Regions from separate parts of the Mus musculus genome. Here region 2 is linked to region 1. The links are chromatin loops, found by intact Hi-C in ENCODE. Cell type or tissue: gastrocnemius. All regions are shown on one strand. Each heading gives the region's core, and the rest is flanking DNA. Links, peaks and the distances in the headings are about the cores only.

Region 1 (11,719 bases), core at 1,340-9,339:
CAAGGCCACACCTATTATAGCAAGACCACACCTCCTAATAGTGCCACTTCCCATAGGCCACCACATTTATACACAGTTTAAAATCCCTCACAGATGTGCCCCATTTATGTTTTTGCTTTGGTTTGGTTTGGTTGGTTTGGTTTTTTGAGAAAGAACTTATCTGTGTACCCCTGGCTGTCCTGGAACTCACAGAGATCTACCTACCTGTTCCTCTCAAGTGCTACCACTGCTGGACTGTTTTGGGGGTTTTTAAGTTAATTTCAGATGTAGTCAAGTTGATAACCAAGTATAGCCATCACACAATCCCTTCAAGTTGTCCTCTGACCTCCACACAGGCATCTTGGTAGGCATGTGTACATGTGCACACATACTAAATAAATAATTAAAAAATAATTTGTAATCATATCACTAAGGGACTGGAGTGCGTGGCTGTTAGTTCTTCTCTGAAGAAGCTGTTCACTGTCTTCTGGCATCTACACACACACATATTGCATGCATGCATACAGACAACTGTGGAGGCCTAGGTAACTGTTACCTGGCTAGTCTGCCACTATAAGGAAGTGTTCTCATATGTTTCTGCTGTTACTAGGAAACTTTATAATGCCAAGATTGATTAGATATGCTGTTATGTTCTGTGCCCTTGGAAACCAGTCATGATAGAAGTCAGTAGAACTGTTTTGTATTGTTACCCACAATAAGCTTGGACTGGAACCAACCACCCTACAGCACTTCCTGCACCCATATTTGAGCTTTTATGGTAGTTGCTTTTATAAACTGCCCCTGGGATGGACCCCAATATAAGAGAGACACCTGCACCAATGTAAGAAACTACTTGGAATAAAACTTCCATTTTGAGTAGTGGTCCAGTAACGTTTAAGTTTCCAAGACTTCCTTGGGAACTGACATCCTACTTGGCAGAAAGAGACATGTGTGTGAGTAACTGACATCCTGGCTGGCAAGTTAGGACATAAATATTAGACAAGGCAAGTCCCCTGTCATAGTTGAATACCCCAACCACTGGGAGCAGGATAGATAAGTGTACAACAAAGACACGTTGCTAATGAAATCCCCTATCCCTAAGTTCTGATTGGTGGAATAACTTGGCACAGATGTTTCTGGATGTTGGGCTTAAGAACCCTGTAGGATCTTAAGTTGGGGTCACGGTTCAGTTCCCGAATCTGGACCATGGCCCTGGATGACCAGTCCTGGGGTGTGTGCTCAGTAAACTCTCCCTGGCAAACTGAGATCGGTGTTCATGGATTTTGTGAGGTGATTCTGGGACCTCAACAACAACAACAACAAACAAACAAATAAATAATTAAGGGAACAAGGAAAGGAAAGAAAAGCCAGTTTTATTCCATTTGAGTTTGGGCCAGAGAGTCTTAGCACGTGGCTAGGAGGATGCAGTCTGTCTGAGTCAGCAGTGCTGTGTATGGTCGGCATGGCAGCTAAGGCCACGGCTGAAACACATTTCCTCATCTTTATCTAGTTACGCTGCAAGCCTGGAAGAGGGCCATTAGTGATTTTTATTTTTAGAGTTTTCAGAAGAATAATGAAATCAGTTTAAACATACATTTTCTGGACTGGCAGGATGGGTCCTTGGGTAAAGGTGCTTCCCCACAAAGCCTGATGAGTTTGAGCCCCAGGCCCCACATGGTGGAAGGAGAGAATTAAAGCTTGCAAGTTGTCCTCTGACCTCCACACTCATGCTGTGACACTGGCCCAATCATGCATGAAGTAGTAAGTGAAAAAAACTTAAACTAAATAAACAAAAATGAAAAAAAATTTTTGAGACCGGGTCTCATTATGTAACTCTGGCTGTCCTGGAACTCACACTATAGACCAGGCTAGCCTCAAACTCACAGCGATTCTCCTGATCAGATTCATGAGTGCTGGGATTAAAGATGTGTGCCACCACACCTAGCTCAAAAATGGAATTTTTAAAAGTTAAAAAAAAAATAGCACGGTCGTGGTAAATGAGTTGACTTTTGTGTTTTTGAGAGAGGAAGTTACTATGTGATCCAGTCTGACCTAGACTTCTCCATGCTCCTGCCTCAGCCTCCACAGTGTGGAATGATGGGTCTGAATCACTACACCCAGAGAGATAAACTATTGTAATAGTAAATAATGGTGAGAGGGGAGACAGGGAGGGACAGAGTGCAGACAGACAGACAGACAGACAGACAGAAGGGCGGGTGATATGGAGCCAACATGGAGCTCAGAGGATATGCCCTCAGAGGAAGGGAAATGAGAGTTAGTCTCAGACATCCAGATGATAGTATTTGGGGCTGAGGACATGGCTCAGTGAGTGAAATGTCTGTTGTATAACCATTGGAACCTGGTTGGATCCCCAGACTCCATATGGGGGTACACATCTAACCCTGGGGCTAGGAAGCAGAGGCAGAGGGAATCTTGGACTTGATGGTCAGCCTACCTGAGTCAGTAAGCTTCAGGTTTAGGGACAAATTATGTCTCTAAGAATAAGTACAAGCTAGTCATGGTGGCACTTGCCTTTAATCTCGGCACTCGGGAGGCAGAGGCAGGATCAGGTGGGTCTCTGTGAATTTGAGGTCTGCCTTGTCTGCATAGCAAGTTCCGGGCTAACCAGAGCTACACAGTGAGATCTAATAAAGAAACGAATGTAGGAGTGACAGAGGTAAACTAACATTGGCCTCTGGCCTCCGCACATGCATGCACATATGAGCATATGCATCTGCACATGTATGTGCAGATGCAAACACTTACATACACAAAGGAACACAGAGATCAATGGAGACAGAAAATGGAGTTTCCTTAAGCTCATAAATGTCAGTTCCATCCCCAAACAATTAGAGAAGGTGGTAATTTGGTAGGACAGAAAACAACCCAGCCATCTATGGTTTTTACTCTCATGAACAACAGCCAGGAGATAGGATGGGAGAGAAAATACCATTTATACAAGCAGTAAAGAAGAACACTTGCTGGGCAGTAGTGGCCCATGCCTTTAATCCCAGCACTTGGGAGGCAGAGGCAGGCCGATATCCGAGTTTGAGGCCAGCTTGGTCTACAGAGTGAGTCTAGGACAGCCAGGGATACACAGAGAAACCCTGTCTCAAAAAAACAAAAAAACAAAAAAAAAAAAGAAGGAGGAGGAGGGAGGAGGAGGGAAAGGGAAAGGAAGGAGGGAGGAGGGAGGAGGAGGAGGAGGAGGAGGAGGAGGAGGAGGAGGAGGAGGAGAGGAGAAGACTTAATGATAAACCCATTAAGGTCTAGAGAAGACCTCTATGGCATGGAACACATATATCATCTACCCCAGAGACTAAATTCAAAAACCAGGATGTGGCAACATATGCCTATCCTGACAGCACTGGAAAGGCTGAGGTAGGAAAATTATGAGTTTGAGGCTAGCCTGGGATACTTAGTGTCTGGAGTAGAAAAGAAGCAGATACAGATCGATGGAAAGTCTATTTGGATGATCCGACATCCTGACAGTGTCCATTGCTTTCTCTAAATTAGTTTACAAAGGGAAGCTGATCCTGGTTAGAAATATCAGCAGCAAGCTTGCTTCCGGATGCAAGGAAGTCAGTGCTTAAATTCAGATTAAAAGTAAGTGTGGGCCAGGAGCTGCCTCAGTTGGTAAGGTCCTTGCTGAAAGGAGATGGGGACCTGATTTTGCATTCCCAGGATCCAGGTTTTTTTGTTTGTTTTTTAATGCCAAGCTTGACGGTTCTCCTGCGTAATTCTAGCATTGGAGAGACAGAGACAGGAAGATAGCTGGAGCTCACTGGTGATCTAGCCTCGACGAATCTGTAAGCTCTGGGTTCAGTGAAAGACCCTGTCTCAAAAAGTTACTCGGCAAAGTGATAGAGAAAAACACCATGAAGAAGACCTCTGGCCTCCATACATGTATGCACAAACACATGAACATATACAAATATATGACACACGCCCACCACACACACTCATACACTACACACATACCACACACTTGCCTGCACACACACAAACACAAACACACATTCACACCACACACTTGCCTACACACACTATATACTCATCCACACACATGTACACACACACCCCACACAGACCACACCACACACTTACCTGAGCACACACACACACATACATGCACACTACACACTTGCCCCATGCACACCATACACACACACACACATACATACCACATAAATGTAAAAGACAGCCAACTAGAACAGAAAAGAAAGTCCAGAAGGCCTCAAATGCTATGTATAGAGTCGGTAGGTAGGAAGAGACTGAGCTGTGAAATGATTGGAGTCGGGGCACCTGGCTGGGCAGGTGACATAACTTGGTAGAGTGCTCACCTACCATGTAAGAATCCCTGAGATCAACCCACAAATACATTTAAATTGGAAGGGAAAGAGTTGGGGCAGGCAGTGGTGGCACATGCTTTTAATCCCAGCACACCAGGGCCAGAGGCAGGCAGATCTCTGTGAGCTCAAGGCCAGCCTGGTTTTCAGAGTGAGTTCCAGGCTAGCTGGGGCTAAACAGAGAAACCCTGTCTCAAAAAAAAATAAATAAAATAAGGTATCCTTATACAGAAAGATTGTTACCTGTTATCTCTGTGTTGGCCACTTTCACAGCAAATGCCAGCTGAGCTAGAGTTCTTGATTCTCAGCCTGTTAGAGGCTTCAACAAAACTCAGGTGAGGGAGTCTGTCTTTTCTCATTGCTTGATAATTCCCCTCTCTCTATTCTGCATCACAAGGAATTTACTGTCTCCTCTTAGTTGGCTAGCAGCATCAGCAATAAATCACACCCACTCCATCTGTAATTTTGTCATTTTGAAGCAGGGTCTCACTAAGCCTTGGCTAACCTGGAACACACTATGTAGACCAGGCTGGCCTCACACTTGTAGAGATCCACTTGCCTCTGACCCAATGCTGGAATTAAAGGCTGTTGTGGGGTACTCTGAAGAGAAGACTGCTAGACATGGTTTAAGCCAATAGAAAATCTTTATTAGCTGTCCAGCAACTACACTGGGTGATGGAATCCTAGTGTAGCACTGAGCCTTTTTCCAGGTGATTTTTTAAGCACTAAAACCATGTTCCGAGTTGACACACAGTTAAAAAGAAGAGTAAACCAGAAGTGGAACTAGAGAGGCTGGAAAGCAAGGTTAGTGTGTGTTGAGACTTTCCCAGCACTATATGGACTCTGATGGACTAGGCCCTTGTTTTAGTTTGGGCAGGTGGTGCTGTCTATGTGCTGCTAAGTTTTACAGCCTCATGGTACTTCCAATGTGGAGTCAGTGTGCTAAGGTCTGGTGGCCTACTAAGGTCTATGGCCCTGTTACAAGGCCAGTGACAGCTATGCCAGACCCTTTACATTACTTCTTCACTACTTTGTGTGTGTGTGTGTACACATACATATATTATGAAATGTACATATTTACTTATTTAGTGTGTGTGTGTTTAGAGGTCAGAAGACAGCTTGTGGGAATTGATTTTCCTTCCGATTTATGGATCCTGGACATCAAACTAACGTTACCAAGCTTTACAATAAACACTTTTACCGTCGGAGGCATCTCACTGGCCTTTATGAATCTCGAGAAGACCCCGAGTTTCTGATCCTCCTCCCTCTATCTCTTTGGTGCTGGGATTATAGGCTACAACAGGGTCCGACTTTGAACTCCCTACACAGCGGAGGATAGCCTTGAACTCCTAATCCTTCTTCCTAGCTTCCCTAGGGCTGGGACGAAAGGCGTGCACCTCCAAGCCCGGCACCCCTCGGATATTCTAACTTTACCTGCTGGAATTCTCTGAGAGGTGTTCTATCTGTTCAGCCCAGCACCAGCGGCCAGAATTCGGCCGCACGTGCCCACGCCACCAGGTGTTGCCCTGGCAACTGACTGCGCTCTCAGCTCAGAGAGATGACGCCAATATCCTGCGCCAGGGCTGCGCCCTCCCATGCGGCGGCCATTGGCTGGCTGGAAGATGGACGCCTTCCCGATCCAATGGATAGCGCTGATCTTCTGAGGGCGGGACGGCGCGGAACCTGCTGAGCTGGTGGTGGAGGCGCGTGGCAGAGGTGTGCGAGAGTGGGAGCTGCAGGTGCGTGCTGGGTAGGGTGGGGTGACGGGGGGTTGTCGCATCCGCCCGGGGAGACGCGGTCCTGGGCCGGGCTGTGCGTCTCTGCGCAGCTCTCCACGTGGATTTCCAGAGATCTATTCAACCACCCACCTACCCATTTACCCCTGTTGATACAGGCGACCACTTAGCCATTCGTCCACTCCTCCGTCTACTTAAACGTCCATCCACTCCTCTACCCAATTATCCATCCGTCCACCCACCTATTCATCCAGGCACCCACCCATCCATTCATCTATATCCTTCATCCACCCACCCACTTATTCATGCACCCAACAGTCCTTCCATGTATCCATTCTTACAAGTTGGGTGTGGTGGTACACAGCTGTGGTCTCAGTATCCTGAAGGCTGGGACTGAAAAAAATTGCCGCTAGCTCGGTCTAGCCATGTCTTCTAAATGAGACTCCGTTCAAAAAAAAAAAAAAAAAAAAAAAGATTCTTTGGGTTCCTTTTCTGTATCGGTGTCACTCAAGGCTCTGGGAAGAAACGGGGGCCAGAATAAGAATCCCAGATCTAGGGAGCCCAGGTTTTTGACTGTAGAAGATCTCTTACTAATGGTCTTAGGTACCATGGAGATAATTTAAGGGAGTCTTGTTCCTTCTTTGAGCTTGCTGAGGCATAGTCTTTCTGGTTTCTGCTGCTGCACTGTGTACCCCAGGCTTACCCCCCTGTCTCTGCCTTCCATCTCACCATAGGAGAGACGAGACGACAGATTCACACACTGCATCCAGCTTTTTATGTAAGTCCCAGGAATCGAACTCATATTATCAGGCTTGTTCGGCAGGTGCTTTTACCCACTGAGAACTCCTAGCCCTCTGTCTTCTTATTTCCTTGCTGCATGAAGCAGCAGTCAGTGCCTCTGGATTTCATTTCCTAAAGGACTAGTGACATTGGGCATCTTTTCATGTTCTTCACTGTTTGTTCAAGACCTTTGCCCATTCTAGAGTTTGCAGTGTGTGTGTGTGCCAGAGGTCAACTTTAGGTGGTCCCCAGCAGCCATCTACCTTGTATGTGACAGTGGACTCGACAGGCTAGGCAGGGACGGAACTCAGGTCTTCAGGCTTAGTGGCAAGCGCCTTTACCTGCTGAACCATATTGCTTTCTCCCCCTCCCCCACCACTTCTTTTGTTTGGTTTTTGTTTTGTTTTTTGAGAGAAGGTTTCTCTGTATAGCAAGCCCTGGCTGTCCTAGACTCCCTTTGTATACCAGGCTGGCTTCGAACTCACAGAGATCTTCCCACCTCCGCCTCTAGAGCTCTGGGATTAAAGGTGTGCACCACCCCACCTGGTGCCCAAATTCTTTTATTGTATAATTGCCAGAGTTATTCTGTGGTGGTGGCCATGCATGCCTTTAATCCCTAGAGGCAAAGGCAAGTGGATCTCTGTGAGTTTGAGACCAGTGTGCTCTACAGAGGGAGTTCCACAACAGCCAGGTTATGGAGAAACCCTGTCTTGAAAAGCAGAAAAACAAAAAGAGTTCTTCTCAGGCTCCACCACATGCAGATTTCCTGCCTGTAATGTGTGAGACAAGCACTGCTCTGAGTTGTCTTTACTTTCTTGCTGGCACTGTTCCCTGGGAGAAGCTTTTAAATTTTGTTTTATTATTTTCATTTATTTTTTAAAATTGCTAATGTGTGTGTGTGTGTGTATACCATGTGTGCGTAGGATCCCATGGAGCTCAGAAGAGGCGTCAGATCTCCGAGAACCGGAGTTCTCAGTGGGTAAAAGCACTTGCCGCACAAGCTTGAGGACCTGAGTTCGATCCCTGGGACTTACATAAAAAGCTGGATGCAGTGTGTGAATCTGTCATCTTGCCTCTCCTATGGCGAGATTCGAGGTGGTGATAGGAGAGTTCCAGGTAGCTGTGAGCCACCGTGTGGATGCTGGGAACTGAACCTAGGTCCTTTGCAAGAGTTGTAAGTACTCTTAACCTATGAGCCATCTCAATAGCTCCTTTCTATTTCTATTTTTAAGTGTGTGTGTGTGTGTGTGTGTGTGTGTGTGTCCAGAGGTGTTGGATCTGGAGCAGGAGTTACAGTTGATTTTGAGCTGCCTGAGATGGGTGCTGCCAACTTGGGTCTTCTGCAAAAGCTGGTAACCAGTGAGCCTCTCTCCAGCCCAAGGACAGAAGGTTTTAGTTATGAGGTAGTCCAGCTTATTTTTCTCTTGACTATCTAGTTATTGGTATTTATTTAATGTATGTGAGTACACTGTAGCTGTACAGATGGTTGTTGGGAATTGAATTTTTAGGACCCCTGCTTACTCTGGTCAACCCCGCTCGCTCAGGCCCAAAGATTTATTTATTATTATACATAGGTACACTGTAGCTGTCTTCAGACACACCAGAAGAGGGCGTCAGATCTCATTACAGGTGGTTGTGAGCCACCATGTGGTTGCTGGGATTTGAACTCAGGACCTTTGGAGGAGCAGTCAGTGCTCTTACCCCCTAAGCCATCTCGCCAGCCCTAGCTCCTGGTATTTTACCTGAGAGAACACAGTGTTCTCCAGGGCCATGAGGGCTCATCCCTGGAGAGTCTAGCAATCGTAGGCTGACCTGTTAAATCCAACTCCCAGCTCTCAGGAGGCAGAGGCAGGCGGATCTCCGTGAGTTCAAAGTCAGCCTGGTCTATATTGTGTATAAACAGAAGTGTATTAGGCTTGGACTCTTTGACATGTGGGGCTTGGTCCGCCCTGCGTGAGTTCTGAGTGCATACTCACTTCCCCCGTGACTCTTCAGCAGTCTTCCAGCAGCTGGTGGATAGAGTGCTCTTTGAATTGTCACGGTACCCTTGTTGAAAGTCACTTGACCACAAACAAACGCAGATGCTCACTAGAACAAACCCTCATTGCCTCAGTTGGGAGCTGCTGTCTCTTAGAACCTGGTAACATTAGAACCATCTTCTTCGCAAATAGACTTCCTGGTTAACTTTTTAACGCTAACTTCCAGGGTGAACGCAGGCCTCGCTTCTCTCCTAAGTGGTGTGTAAATATTTGCTGAACTTGCCTTATTTCTCTGACGAGGTAATTGGCTGGCGTCACCACCCCTATTTCCAGTGTCCCTGTGTCAACATTTTCTCCTTCTTTTAAGATTTCTTATTACATTGTTAATTGAAATTTGTAGCCTCTGGTTTCAAATATTCTTCTTCTTCTTTTTTTTAACGGAGGAGGCTTAATTAAAAAAAATAGAGAGAGCTTGGAGTTTTCTGATTTAGAATAGTATAGTATTATTTCTGTGTGCTGTCGTCAGAGACTGACTGCCCCAGCGGAACAGGGCTGCCCTGATGACATTACCTCACACACGAGGGCTATATGACTGCGGATTTATTCTCTGGGGTGTTCTCAGCTTCTAGATCTCTTCCATCCTTCATGCTGACCCTCCTCTTTTTTTTCGTCTTTTCCTTTCTTTCCTTTCCTTTTTTGTACTAGGGATTAAATCTGCCACCTTTCTTTCTAACCACTAAGTTGATCTCCAGCCTTATAATCAATCTTGGTTTTGTTTTGTGGTTTTAAGTTCTCACTTTTGAGTTCCAGGCTGGTTCTGAGCGTCTTATGCTCCTCCGTACTTCTGCCTCCTGAGTGCTGGGATTGCAGATGTGTGCCACCACGTGAGGCAGGCTCACAGTTTAGGATGATGGCCTGGAGCTAGTGACAGTCCTCCTGCCTCAGCCTCCCAGTGGCACGTGCCACCATCCCTGTCTTGCATGTTGGTTGGTTTTTCACTCATGGGCTTCTTTTTTTCCTACTGTGTGAGGACCATAGGATTGGATTTATCTCAGTGCCTCAAATCTAGCTAGCTTCACTTAGTCCTTAGGAGTATCTTGGGGCTCTGCGCCAGCTCAAAGAACACCTCAGGCCCCTGAGGGTCTTTCAGCTTCTCCTGACTGGGGCATAATACTGGTCATAGCTTGCATAGGGGTGTGACTTCGCCTAGATTTGGAAAAGATGGAACTGCCCCCTAATATGTACTAATTAAGGAATAGGCAGATTTCTACTTTGAAACCTGATGATAGTCAGTAAAAATGGTGTTGTGCTTAACCATTTTTTTTGAGACAGGGTCTCTCTACAATACTTGCTGTCCTGGAAGTCTCTATGTAGACCAGGCTAACCCAGAACTTCCAGAGAGCCACCTGCTTCTGCCTCCCAAACGCTGGGATTAGAAGAGTGTGTCACTGTATCTGGCTGTTGCTCTCAATCTTTCCAGCCAGTGTTGCTTTTGAGTTAGAAGTGCAGTCTCGGGTGTTGTGGCCCAGGCCTGCCATCCCTAGTGGAGGCTGTAGGCTCACAAGTTCAAGTCCAACTTGGGCTGCAGAGTTAGCGTAAGAGGCCAGCCTGACTCATTTAGTAAAACCCTGTTTTAAAATCAAAGAAAAAGAAAAATGAGATATCCATGTTAAGGGGGAATTCCTAGAAGGCAGTGGCCATTGCTGGAGCCACAGTGGCATATGCTCCATCTTCTTTTTATGTTATGTTTGGTGTGTGTGTGGATGCATGTGCACATACGTGTGCATGGACATGTGAGTACATGTGTTTTCAGGTGAGAAGACCATCGGGTATCTATCGCTCTCCATCTTATTTTTTGAGACACAGTCTCAGTAACTCTGGGGCTTGCCAGTTCTGCTAGGCTGTCAGGCCAGTGAGCTTGAGAGATGCCTCTGTGTCCACACTCATTTCCCTGGCTCGGCAGGTGGTGGCCATTGCCACACCTGACTACTTTTTCCTCCATGGTCCTCCTGGTTGTACAGGAAGCATTTCGTCAGCAGCTGAGTCCTGGTTAGCTTATTTTCCTTAAAGCTCCGTTTGTGTTACACCGAGAAAGCATCCTCTCCACTCTAACAGCACTTTGCCTCTTCCTTCCCACCGTTGATCAGCCTGTGCCATCTCTTCCAGGATGGCAAAACATAAGCGAAAAGGTCTCGAAGGGACAGGAAAGGAGAGTAAAAGGCAGAAAATAACACCGGCAGAGGAGACGCCGAGGACATCGGAGGCTGGGCCAGACAAGGAGACGGCCAGTACCCTGGTGAGTGACTTTGTGAGGAACGTCGCACATGGCATGCTTGGTGCTTCCTGAAATAGTTATGAGACAGGAACGTGGCTGCTGTGTGGGTGCCCATGTTTCCTGTGGACTGTAATAGACCAGCCTGGCTGGGAGGAGAGTCTGGGATCCGGAGCCTCCTGGCTATATTCTCTGGAAGCTTTTTTCTTTGATGTGTGCCTGGGGTGTGGCCCAGGAACCTATGTCTAAAAACCTCAAGTCTAGCGGCCAGGCCATGGCTCAGTGGTAGAGCATTGCCTAGCACGTGGGAGGCCCTGCCTTTGAACCCCAGCACCAGTAAACAAAATCCTTCATGCTTTATGAGAAAAAAAAATCTAATCATGCTTATTTACTCATGTCTGTATCCTTGCACCTCATGGTACTGGTCTGGAGATCAATAGTCTAAAGAGAACAAGTCTCGCCTTCCACACTGTAGGTTCCAGGGATCAAACTCAGGTTTCCAGACTTGGTAGCAATCGCCTTTACCCATGAACCATCGTACTGACCCAAATGATAGATTTTAATACTCACTGAGAGAGGGTATGAACCATGCTAACTACTGTTTGGGTTTGTTTTTCACCCTAT
Region 2 (11,719 bases), core at 2,427-10,426, 54 kb after region 1:
GCTGCCATGCCTCCCACCATGGCTGTATGAAGAATCTGTATTTCTCTACAGTAACAAAAGCCAAAGGCTACAACAGCTGTTGCATATAGAAACCATGGAGGGAGATCCTGCTTCACCTGTAGACAGGTTCCCGACCAGAGAGATGAGACAGGAGGGGGGGGGGGATGGGCAGGGAAGAGCTCTGTGCATAGAGGAGAGTGGACAAGGGCCAGGGGTCTCCTCCCAGCATGACTGGTGGGCAGGAGTGCACGGAGCTGGGAATGTTTTACACTGTGCCCATGTGTGGGTGGCTGTGCGTGCATGTGCCTGCGAAGGCAGAGGGGACTAGGGGCGTTGTTCCCTGGAACTGGGCTTATTCTGGTCCTCTGTAAAAGCAACTGAGCACTCCTAATCCTTTCTTTGATATTAAATAAAGTTCTTTGCTTTTATAATTTTTTATCATGTAATTTTTGAATTATTGTCACTTTTATCTTATGCGCCTGCTTGTTTTACCTGCATGGATGCCTGTATACTACATGTGTGGTTGGTGCCCACTGATGTCAGAAGAGGGTGTCGGATACACAGGGACTTAAGTTACAAACGGTTGTGAGCCACCAAGTGGGTGCTGGGAATTGAACCAAGATCCTCTGGAAGAGTGGCCAGTGCTCCTAAGCCACCGAGCCATCTCTCCAATCCCTATAAAAATTTTTTTAAACTAATTTTTAGCATTTCACAATGCGCACTACTCTAGATTCAGGAGTCCAGGCTAGCCCCTGTCTGTTCACAGGCCTCTTGGGTTCTAGGCTTTAAGGACCTGCCACAGTCATCTGGTCATGCACTGTACCTTGCCATCCTGTCCACCCTGTCATCTTCAGACCCAGAGGACAGTTCTCTCTGAGTGTCCCAAGTAGCAGGAAGGTTGACTGATGAGTCGGAGGTGTGCTCAGTTGTTTACCGTGCCACCGCTACCACCAGCAGCCAGCCCTTGCTACTCCCCGTGGGCCTGCAGGAGCGCTTCTCATGGTATCTGTCTCTTTCAGTCTGAAAAGACACAGCAGTGGCTGTGATGGCTTCCAGCTGCCAGTGCTTAAGAAGCCAACGGTGTGGAAATGAAGAGTCATGGCCAGCCCGGGGGGGGGGGGTGCAATTTCAAGTCTGTCTTGTCAGGTGGAATGGGAAGTCATCTTGTGATCTCTGACCACGGTCAGGGAGCAGAGCTGCTGCTCTACCTCTGCAGCCGCTCCATGCCTCGTGCGTGGTGTGCCGCTGGGCACTGTGTCTGTGGACATTGATCACCAAGGGCCCTTCTGGCTTGCAGCCGTCAGCTCTGCCTCCAGTTTCCGGGCGGTGGACTAGGATGGTGCTCCTCACCACAGGCTGTGTGATTCTGTCCATAGGGAAAAAGGCTGCAGGCTGCCACTCAGGCTGGAGGGGCCTTGCTTAGGTCCCAAGTGCTCTAGCCAGGGCATCTTCTGGCACCATCTGGGCCTGCACAGGGCCTTCATCATCTCAGTTCTCAGATCTCAGTATTCTATGTACTGGGTACCAGTGCCCCTTCCCTGCCGGGAATGTGAGAGCAAGTAATTGTCTCCTGAGGGGCGGACACTGGTGCTGCACAGCCACACTTGGGGCTCTGCTCCCTGTACCCAGCCTGCCCAAGTTGAGGATTTCACCAGAGTGCCACCCGTGCTTTTGTCCTTCAGAGCGGGTGGAAACCCATGCAGACTAGATGAGCTTGTCTTCCTCCTGATCCTCGGAGCTCTGTCCTAAAGAGGCCAGCTAGGGAAGGAGCAGCCAAGAGCTTTCTGTGCACAGCACACCCTGGCACACCTTACTGCCCTACTACCATCTGCCATCCTGTCTTTGTTGAGGTTCGGAGGGTCCAGCCATTCTTGGGAGCCCAAGGTCACGTGCTTTCAGTCCTAGCAAGCACCTACCAATATGTTGGATCTGACAAAACCACTGAAGCCCTCTACTGCCAAACCTTCCGCAATCTGCTCTTCAGTGCCCAGCCTTCTCCTGGCACCCTGTGTCCTGGGTTCTCTGTAGCCTGAACAGTTCCTCAAGTCCTCTTCCTCTGTAGTCCACCTCAGGCGGGATGGAGAGATGGGGAGAGAGGCAGCAGGGCTGCAGAGGGAAGCCAGCCTGAGCTCGGGTCCCAGTGTTCTCCCACTGGGTAACGCACGCACTAGTCCTCTGGAGTATGTCTGTCTGCCAGCACTTGCATCTCAGTTCATATGCGCACTAGGACAGCCTGAGTTGGTTTGCCTGGCTCAGCCTGGGAGTTAGTACCACGGAGACCTGAGCCCAGGGTCAGCCTGAGAACTCGAAGCTCTTCCCCAAGTCTGTTTGAAAGACTCTGTAGAAAGGATACATACTCTTCTTGACAGGCACCACCTTGACTCTGGTCACAGCCCTCACTCAACACAGCTCCCTCACTTACCGAACTTGACACCCAGCCTCAACAGCCATTTATCTGCTTTATCTTTTGCAACTTGGACACATCCAGAGTAGCACATGGTCTCTGTGGAAGCCTTAGGTCTTGCGTTCTTATACACAGGAGGTGTCTGCCTCCCTGCCACTGTGTGTCCTTGTCGTCCCTGCCTGCCCCACTAGGACTTCTTCCTGTCACTAAGAGGTGCACACAGTGTTAGACAGCAGCTCTCACACAGCTGATTTCCGCTCTCTTTCATTTTTTTTGGGGGGGGGGGCACATATCTGAGAGTGGCATAGCTAGTTCCAGGGTCACCTGAGGTCACCAGTTTTCCAGGGTGGCTGGACCATCTTACTCTCCGACCACAACCCAGTCCGACTTCTTAAAAAACCTAGAGCACCACAGAAGAGAGCCAGAAGTCCATGGATGCATTACAGGCTGAGAACCTGTGGCCTCTCGACCCTGCAGAAGGGCCGCCAAGGTCAGCTCTGTGTCCCTTGGGAGCTCCCCAAGGCTAGTGTCTGAGAATGCTGTGTTCCTGCAGTGGCTCTTGGCCACCACTCTGTAAATAGCCCTTCAGAATGGTTCCTGGAAGTGGACCCCTCACCCAACACTGCTTAGGTGGGGAGAAGACAGTTCACAAAGCCCATAGCTTTTCTAAAAACCAGGAGAGAGCTTACCAAGCCCTTTCCACATGGGCACAATGCTCTTACAGACAGCTCCTTTCAAGTCACACTTATTGTTACAGATCTTTCCAGCAAGGCTCATACATTGTTTTCAAACAACACAGAAATGACATGAATGTGTGAGATTCTTTTGTGTGATCCACAGGTGGCACGGGTGGCCTTACATGTGTGTAGTACAGTAGGCAAAGTGGCCTTGGCATCCTAGGAGGACTTCCTGGCTCCCCACTACCTTCACAGGTTTACTGTGGTGCCCCACAGACTGCCAGCCCAGGGAGAGGAGGCCTGCGAATATGTCGTACAAGGGATCAGAGGTGGACAGCGGATTGAGGAACGAAGTCCAAAGCTAGTACCCGGAAGATCAGAGCTGCCCTGAGAGATGGTTCCTGTGTCTGACCCGCTGTTTTCCACCCGGCGGGCCCCACCCTGCTCCATCCCTCAGCTGTCTGCTCCTTTTGGCAGGACTCAGCCATTCTAGCGCCTCTGGCCTCCGCTCTGTAAATGTTTCCATTGCAGTCTCCTGTCCTGTAGCCTGGGGCAGCGCCACTGTGAGTCACCCTGTCTGTTTCACACACGTGGCCTGGTGCCCTGCTCCAGCCCCTGTCCAACCCTACACAGAGCTGTAACCTTGAAGGGGAGCTTGAACTGACACCACAGTAGTGTGCAGGGCCAGCAAGGGACCACCAGCCTCTGACCCCCCCACCCCCAGCCCAGGGATCTGGAAAGGCAGCGCACGACTCATGGACTGTCACAATGAGCAGCAGGGATAGCCTGACTGTCCTTGTTTGTCCTTTTGGTCCCAAGGCTGTTTCTGTGTTTTTAGAAACAGAAAAATTACCTTCATTAAGATAAGGATAAAAGCAGTCTCTTGTTTGTTTTTCTCGAAACTTCCAGATATGGTGCATATGCCTTTTGTGTCCTGTAGATGTGTATGCACGTGTGTACATACCAGACACATGAACATGCTGACATGCATGCACATGTGTGTATAACCAGGCACATACCAACACACAAGTGTACATGTGCACATACATAGGTAGATATGCATCTTGATACACAGAAACAAAAACATGCATGTACCAGGTACACCCTGACATGAACATATGTGCACACCAGGCACATGAACAGGCAAACATACATTCACATGTATGTACACATAGATTCACACTAGACACATCTTTACAAACGTGCACACACCAACATAAGCTGTGTATACATGTGCACATGTACACACAGACACTGGCCTCTAGGAGCTCCACATTCTTCCGGTCCCCGTGTGCGATGGGCCAGACTAGCACTCTAGTCCAGTGACCAGTGGCCTAGCTGGGCAGACTGCCTGGCCTCACACAGGCTTCCTGCTTCCTGCAGAGTGGTTGCTCTCTGGGCCCATGGGTAAGAAGCAGAAGTAGAACCTCCTGTGGCGTCAGACCAAGGCCCTGGGCCTCCTAGCATCCCCCTCAGCCTTCGTTCCGGGAGACCTAGCACACTTCCTTCCCTGGCAGCATGTGTGTGTGTGGGGGGGGGGGGAGGGCTCTGTGATTGTTTAATAAGGCCTGAGTGTTCCCAGCGTCCTCCATGAGCACCGGAGCTGAGAGTGGAGGGATGACCCCAGAGAGGGTGAGACCCAGTCCTTGGAGGTTTCCGAATGGCTTAACATGGCTGTGTGTGGCACCTTTCCCACAAGGCTGAGCTTGGGGAGTGCTGAGAAGCAAGCTCGCCCTGAAGTCAGGGCTGGTGGTACTGGCCCTGAGTACTGGAGCTGACCGTCCCTGTCACCAGGTACCATGTGCCACCTGAGGCCCTCAGCTGTCCTGAGATCCAGTAGCCAGGCTAGAGTGAGTGATCCAAGAGATTCCTCCAAAGCAGGATTCACCTGAGATGACAAGCAAGAGGTTGGGCCATCCTGTGCTGGGCCGTCTGGTGGGAAGGGCGGAACTGAAGTCACCAGGAGCGGTGCTCACCATTTTCTGGCTTTCCGTAGACTTGATTCTTTCTGCAGTCTTCATTCACTTACTGTAGTTATGTGAGGATCTGCACAGCCTTCATACTATGGTGTGTGTGTGTGTACGCGCGCTCGAGGGCGGCGGGTGGGGTATGTGTGTGTGTGTGTATGTGTACGCGCGCGTGCGTACTTGCACGCAGGTGGAGGGTGGGGTATGTGGGTGTGTGTGTGTGTGTAGGGGTGTCAGATGATCTTTTTCTGTTCTCACGCTGCAATATCAGGTACCCTAGCAATGGTGGCAACAGTGGGTGGCAAAGTAGTCTGGCCTGGGCCGCGGTGGCAAAGGCTTTTGGCAGGAAATCCTGATGGATTCTCTCTGCAGTCTGCCCTCCGTGGCCCCTCCCTGCTGGCCCTTCCCCCAGCTACAGGTCTTCCTGGCTCTTTTGGCCAGCTGCTTGATGGCACCCTGCCTGAGCTGGGTATGGGCAGGAGCAAGGTTTCTGGTCAGCCAGAGCCAAACAGATGAGCTCCAGAGGAGGGAATAGGAGAGCAGTGGAGCACTTGACCAGAGCAGCTTCCCAGAAGGGCCGAAGGCTTCGCCTTGGCTTCCTGTCTCATCACTCTTTCAGATGGAGCAGATGTCTGTCTCTGGTGGCTCAGTGAGCCATCAGCACTACAGCTGTGCTCACACATGTCTACTGAGGAGGTTTGGGTCTGCTAAGTACCACTGTAGAGCGCCCCTGGGAGGACGCGCCTGACATGGCATCCAGCTAGCTAGTGGCTCTCCTTGCCTTAGCTCACAGGGACTCACGTCGAGGGCATCACACCTGAGTACAAAGCCCACCATGTGCAGAGGTGGCCAGCCCGATCACACCAGTTTCCAAAGGCTCTCTTCCAGCCCCTGCCCGCTTTTGCCGTCTAGGCTCTAGCCTCACCCTGCTGCAGTCCAGCCAAAAGAGTTCTCCATTTCCAGGTTTCATGTGCCATGCAAGCATGCATTCCAGATGTGCCCACTATAGAGCACTCTTTATGTTCTGCCCCGCCGGCCTCTCTCCATCCCCCACTCCCGTCCCCAGAGCTGAAGTCCTCCCATAGCAATTGCCCTGACAGCCCTGCCTGCCAACATGAGCTGTACTGTCTGACCACTCCTGGGCCTTTCCCATTCACTGTGAAAGCTGACCAGAGCCACCCTTGGCCCTTCAGGAAAAGGCTACATCACCATACAGAAGGCTAGAGTTTCTTTCTTTCTTTCTTTCTTTCTTTCTTTCTTTCTTTCTTTCTTTCTTTCTTTCTTTCTCTCTCTCTCTCTCTCTCTCTCTCCCTTCCTTCCTTCCTTCCTTCCTTCCTTCCTTTCTTTCTTTCTTTTTTCTCTCTCTCTCTCTCTCTCTCTCTTTCTTTTTTAACGTAACAGAACTGACCTGTCCCATAAAGAAATTGGTTTGCACAAACTTCCCACAGCTGTGAGTGGCCCCTGGGTACATTCACTGGTCACTCAGAGGCAGGAGGACAAGCTGGGTAAGCAGGGCCGCTTCCTCTCCAGGACATAAAAACAGTGCTCACCTGTGCCAGCCTGAAATCCACACAACGCTCTGTCAGCACTGGGGGGTTGCCGTGAGGCTGGGGCATGCTCTCTGTTCATCCAGTCTTCCCTCCATTGCTCTACACTCTCCAAAGACAGGCTGGCACAGACGCCCTCAGTACCTAAGGAAAAACAGGATTTGGCCTGGAGTCGTCCAAACCACACACTGTGTTTAAGCGGGCTATGGTTGGACCATGTGACCTAGAAGAATCTAAATGGGCCTATGTCTGAGGTGGAAGAGTGATGTGTGTGTGTGTGTGTGTGTGTGTGTGTGTGTGTGTGTGTGTGTGTCTGAGAGTTTCCAGGGCTTTCTTGCAGAAGTGTGCTGGCCACTCGCAGAAGGTCCCTCCCAGAAGGCAAAGACATTTGTAACCTAAAATAGGAGCTGAAGCCCCACCCAGCAGGAAAAAGTCCTCCCAGCGAGTACAAACCAGTGCATGGAACCTTGCCACATGGATGAGGGTCTTGTCCCTCTGTCCCTGGCACAGGGTGACTCAGGACAGTGGACACTCCAATCTGGATAGCAGGTGACACCTGGCACCCCTTACTATCCTTGCACCAATGGCTGCAGCTGCATCTCGGAGTTGCCTGGGATGGGGCTGTGCCTAGACATGACGCCAGATTGCACATCTGCTTGTGTCGTCTCTCTGGGCCTTGCTCAGGATGCCATGATGCTGGCTGAGATGAGTTTTGAAGAGAGAGCCCCAGCCAGATGAAGGTAAACGGTCTTGAGAATACTTTAAAGATCTCAAAGTGCAGTGGGCTTTACCCTCACCCCTGCCCGCTCCCGGGTATGCCTACTTCTGCAGTGTTGCAGGCTGGTCATGCGGTATCAGCCCCAAGCTGCCCTGTGGTACTGGTCTCAGGCAGTTCCTTCAGCCTCCTGAGTGCTGTAGGAGAGCCATCCCAGCGCTGTGCCTGGGGCCTCTGGGTAGTTCCTGTGTGGCGTACTGCTGTCTGACTTGAGGGGTGGGGGTGGGGAATGGTGTTAGAAATCCATTAACTGGGGACCTGGACTCCTGAGTGCATTTTCAGCCCTGAATGCCAGATGCTGCCCCGGAGAGGAAGAATCTAGTGGGAGAGAAGTCTGAGGAGGCACTAATGTCTCAGGTCTCATCTCAGTGGCCCCCCTTTTCCCCTCCCTACCTGGTGTGTGATGAGCGGCTATCAACCCACAACTCCGGGCCAGCTTCCTATGTGTCCCTGTGTGTCCCCCTCCTGGCTGCGAGGTCAGTGTGGTAGCATTCAGCTCAAGGACTCTAAGGCCAGTGGGGCCACCTCTGGTACTTCCTTATTTGATGACAATTCTCAGGGTGGCTACTGGCTATGACCTTCCTAATGGCCTTTGACAGTTCTGCAAAACCCTATTGTGTCACTCCTGAGAATGGCCCCTTGCGTATCAGGCTTCCATGACAGGATGTGGCCTGTGGGCTCACCGGCTAGCCTCCTTTGCCTCACTTGGGCTTTGTCCCACAGTGAGTGCCTAGGCCTTCTCCTGGGGACTGAACAGGCAGGCACAGACGTAGGGTGGGGACCCTGGGGCTGATAACCCTCTTTGTTTCAAATTCTGTTTATCTGCTGGTAAGGGAAGTATAGACTGCTCTGAGGCCCACCACTGTGCCCTCTGTGTGTCACACACCCTGTCCCCTGGTGAAGAGACAATCCCATGTTAACAGTCTTCTTCTGGAACCATCTTCTACTTGTCACAGAGAGGTACCTAGTGGCACCTCCAGGCCCAAAGGGAGGAGCTCTGGGGACAGGCCGTGGAACTAGAGGCTCTGCAGCTTAGCTGGAGCCGAAATGAGGTAGTGACCAGCCTGCCCCAGCCTCAACAGCTCAGACACTGGAACTTCAGAGGGACTGCAGCGCAGGCTGCAGTCAGTGCACAGATGTGTAGCCCAAGCCTTTATACCTTGGTGTGGCCCTGCATGTCCTCGGGTCCTAATGTTTCCCCTGACTCATGCTGGACCTTAGGCTGAGCCAGTCCGTGGGACACCCCTGGCTCTTGGGTGTGCCTAGACAGAACTGTGGCTCCTCTCTCCACATTCACTATTGTGTGAGCTTTGGAGTTAGACACCCATCTCCAGGCCTTAGTGTCCTGGGAAGTGAGCAATGATAGCCCCCGAGCTCAGGTTGGCCTCTGGGTATGGTGGCTCTCCTGGATGGTGCTGGGTAAATTGATTCTCATGGGCGTTGCAGGGCCCCAGCCATGAACTAACCACCTCCCAGACCATTCCAGCTCAGTGACCACTTCCTTGATGTCACAGGTCTTCTTCAGTTTAAGACCTAAAGCTTAAGCCTAAGCTTGTGATTGCTTGGATGTGTGCTGTTGGCCCCAAAGTGCTGGCCGGAACCTTTGCTCTGACCTGGTAATAGAATCCAGGGAGCTGTGTCCCTGGGCTGCATGCTCACGCTGCTGCAAGCATTTAGAAGCATGTGGCCCCTACATTGCGTGCATATGCTGCCGTGGGAATTCAGAATTGAGGAAGACGTGGCCCCAGACTGCATGCTCATGCTGCTGCAAGCATTCAAGATGATGTGGCCTCTGGGCTGCGTGCACATGCTGCCATGGGATTACAGGAAGACGTGGCCCTCAGACTGTGTGCTTGTGCAACTGTGCTCAGGACCTGCACAGCCCATAGTCCTGCCCCACAGGAGCCCCCAACACCAAGGGCAGAGTCTATGCTGGGTGGGAAGGAGCGGGGGCATACATGTTTTGCATAGGGAAGGAAGGGACAGTGGGTAGGTATGGCTTCCTTCCTCCCTCTTTCCCCTGCCATAGTGTGGTTCCCCACCAGCTGGGAGGCTTTGGCTGTCCCCACCATGGCTCCCCCCTACCTCATTTATCATTTCTCCAGCTGAACCTGTGGTGAGTGTGGTGGCTGCCTTCCTCCCTGTCCCCTCTTAAGGATGCACCTTGGTTTTTGTTTAGTTGGTTTTTTTGTTTTTGAGACCGGGTCTCAGTATGTAGCCCTGCCTGGCCTGGAGCTCACCATGTAGACCAGGCTGGCCTCAGACTCACAGAGTGAGTTTGTCTCTGCTTCCTGAGTGCTGGAATCCAAGGGGTTGTGCCACCACACCCAGCAAGGATATACTTGATGTCACCTGGGCTGTGATCACCTGGCCACAGGCCACAGATGGTCTGGGCAGCAGGGTGTCCCCAGGTTTTTCTGTCTGCACAGCTGCTGATGCTTCAATCCTCCCTAGTGCGCTGGGAACTGGGGGGTGGGGGGGGCAAAGGATGGCCCTCCTTCCCACAAAGACGCAGAGCAGGCTGTTCACATAGCCAGGTGATGGAAGCAAGCAGAAGAGCACAGCCGTGCGTCTGTCCTGCAGACATCCTTCAGCATGGAGATGACGACGGAAGTTCTAACACACAGCAATGCCACGCGCCTTATGGTTCCGCTCCTCAGATGGGGCTCCTCAGTGTCTTTTCATATTGCGTCAACAGTGATGACTTTTCTGATCCCCTCGACTCTGCCACAGCTTTACATTTTAAGCACAGCATTATCTGAGGGTCATGTTTATAATTCTGTTTTAAGCATAGAGTTTGGTTAGGTAGGGCACATGTATAAGGCTAGGCACCCTCACCAGACTCAAGTAGGAACATTGTCAAATTTTCTAGCTGGTTGGTAGCTCACCCCAGCCCCTCTGAGCCCTGAACCTGCTGCACTGGCCATACAGAGATGCGCAGTGATCGCACGCATCTGAGCTGCTTTGTGGGCGTCTCCAGAACACAGCCAGCACTTCTCCTGAAAGCCCACAGAGGAATGGTGGCCAACACATGTCTCTTAGAAAGCAGCTCTCTCCAGTGCCTTACCCTGTGACCCTGCAGTTTGGAAAGGTGGTGGTTTGGGGGCACTGGCATCTGCAGGCCTATGGAAGGAACTCGGTATGTGGTCTACGGGGTGAAGGGTCATCTTGCCATACAGTGTCATGCCAGCTAAGGCAAGAACTAATGACTTTGGTCTTCCAGTGTGGCAGCCCAGGGGTCAGGAGGACAGGGTCACAGAATGACCTGTACAAAACCTTTTCCATGATGAGGGCTACAGAAAATCAGGAGAGGGAAGCCAGGGACCAAGGATTGAAAGGCCAGCGTGGATCTGGTCTTGGCTAATTCTGGATGGCATAGGGCTTTCTACCTGGTCCTTTTCTGTTGTGGGACATCTGTCCTCATTGTGCTGTGCTTGGCTTCTCTCTGTCTCACCTCCTCCCCATCTTTCTGGTATCTTAGCTCTCCATCTGGCATCTTTCCTCATTTATAGTGGCACTATTATAGGCACACTGCCTACCAAGCTGTTTTTGTCCAAGCACGTACATTTAGGGGCACAAGCTATCCTGTGATCTGTCTACCTGGAGCAGTCAATGGGTCTGTGCAGGTTGGACCTGGGGTCTGTTCTAGGCTACTGTGGCTTTCCTACCAGGTGCTGTAGACTGAACCTGCAAAGGATCCTCAGGGGAGTGCTGCCCACATTGTGATGTGTCCCCGATAAAATACTAACTGATTGCCTGGCTGACTGTGTAGTGACAGCTGCAGACCCTTCCTTGGAATTTTGGAACGGATTTGAGGATGGCATCTGGCTCTCTATAACCTTTAGCTCCCAATCCTGTCTCTACTGCCCAGAGCTGGGGTTATAGGTATGTACCACCACACCTGGTTTATGCCATCCAGGGTTAGAACGACAGGCAGGCCCTCTGCCAACTGAGCTACATCCCGGTAACTTTTTGTTTATTTGGTTTTGAACTTTTTGTTTTGTTTTGTTTTTTTGAAAAGCGGTTTCTGTATAGCCCTGGCTATCCTGGAACTTGCTCTGTAGACCAGGCTGGCCTCGAACTCACAGATCCACCTGCCTTTGCCTCCCAAGTACTGAGATTAAAGGCATGCACCACCACCAATTTGAATTTTATTTATTTATTTTGAGGCCAGGTATCCCAAGCTGGGCCTGGAACTTCCTTCCCATCCTCCTGCCTCAGCCTCTCAGAGGACTATCTGGAGTGCCCTTCCTCCCTGGACATCTGGTTGGTACACATCTCTGTTGATGCATGGCTGATTTTGGTGTTTTGTTTTGTTTTGTTTTGTTTTGTTTTGTTTTGTTTTTTAA

Evidence for each region. Peaks named below come from ENCODE experiments on the same cell type or tissue, not always from the same donor. Only the 100,000 strongest peaks of a DNase experiment are listed, where the experiment ranks them.
Region 2: a loop joins it to region 1, with 2.5 times the contacts of the local background. A loop is called at or near these places in 8 of 42 quality-filtered maps.

Annotation. Positions count from the first base shown.
Region 1 is chr5:139,454,817-139,466,535 of GRCm38, reverse strand. It overlaps 3110082I17Rik (RIKEN cDNA 3110082I17 gene), which reads left to right and starts at 6,002. Exons shown (of 5, transcript NM_028469.3): 1 at 6,002-6,067; 2 at 10,990-11,119. The coding sequence starts at 10,991. In gastrocnemius, for the core only: no CTCF peak of the experiment used is centred there; a DNase peak (open chromatin) is centred at 5,927; H3K4me3 peaks cover 1,257 bases; H3K27ac peaks cover 1,045 bases.
Region 2 is chr5:139,401,452-139,413,170 of GRCm38, reverse strand. All of the region lies in intron 2 of 3110082I17Rik (RIKEN cDNA 3110082I17 gene), which reads left to right. It overlaps C130050O18Rik (RIKEN cDNA C130050O18 gene), which reads right to left and starts at 7,887. Exons shown (of 3, transcript NM_001384195.1): 1 at 7,764-7,887; 2 at 6,599-6,739. The coding sequence starts at 6,677. In gastrocnemius, for the core only: CTCF peaks have their summits at 5,579 and 5,783; DNase peaks (open chromatin) are centred at 4,430 and 5,472; H3K4me3 peaks cover 3,277 bases; H3K27ac peaks cover 6,289 bases.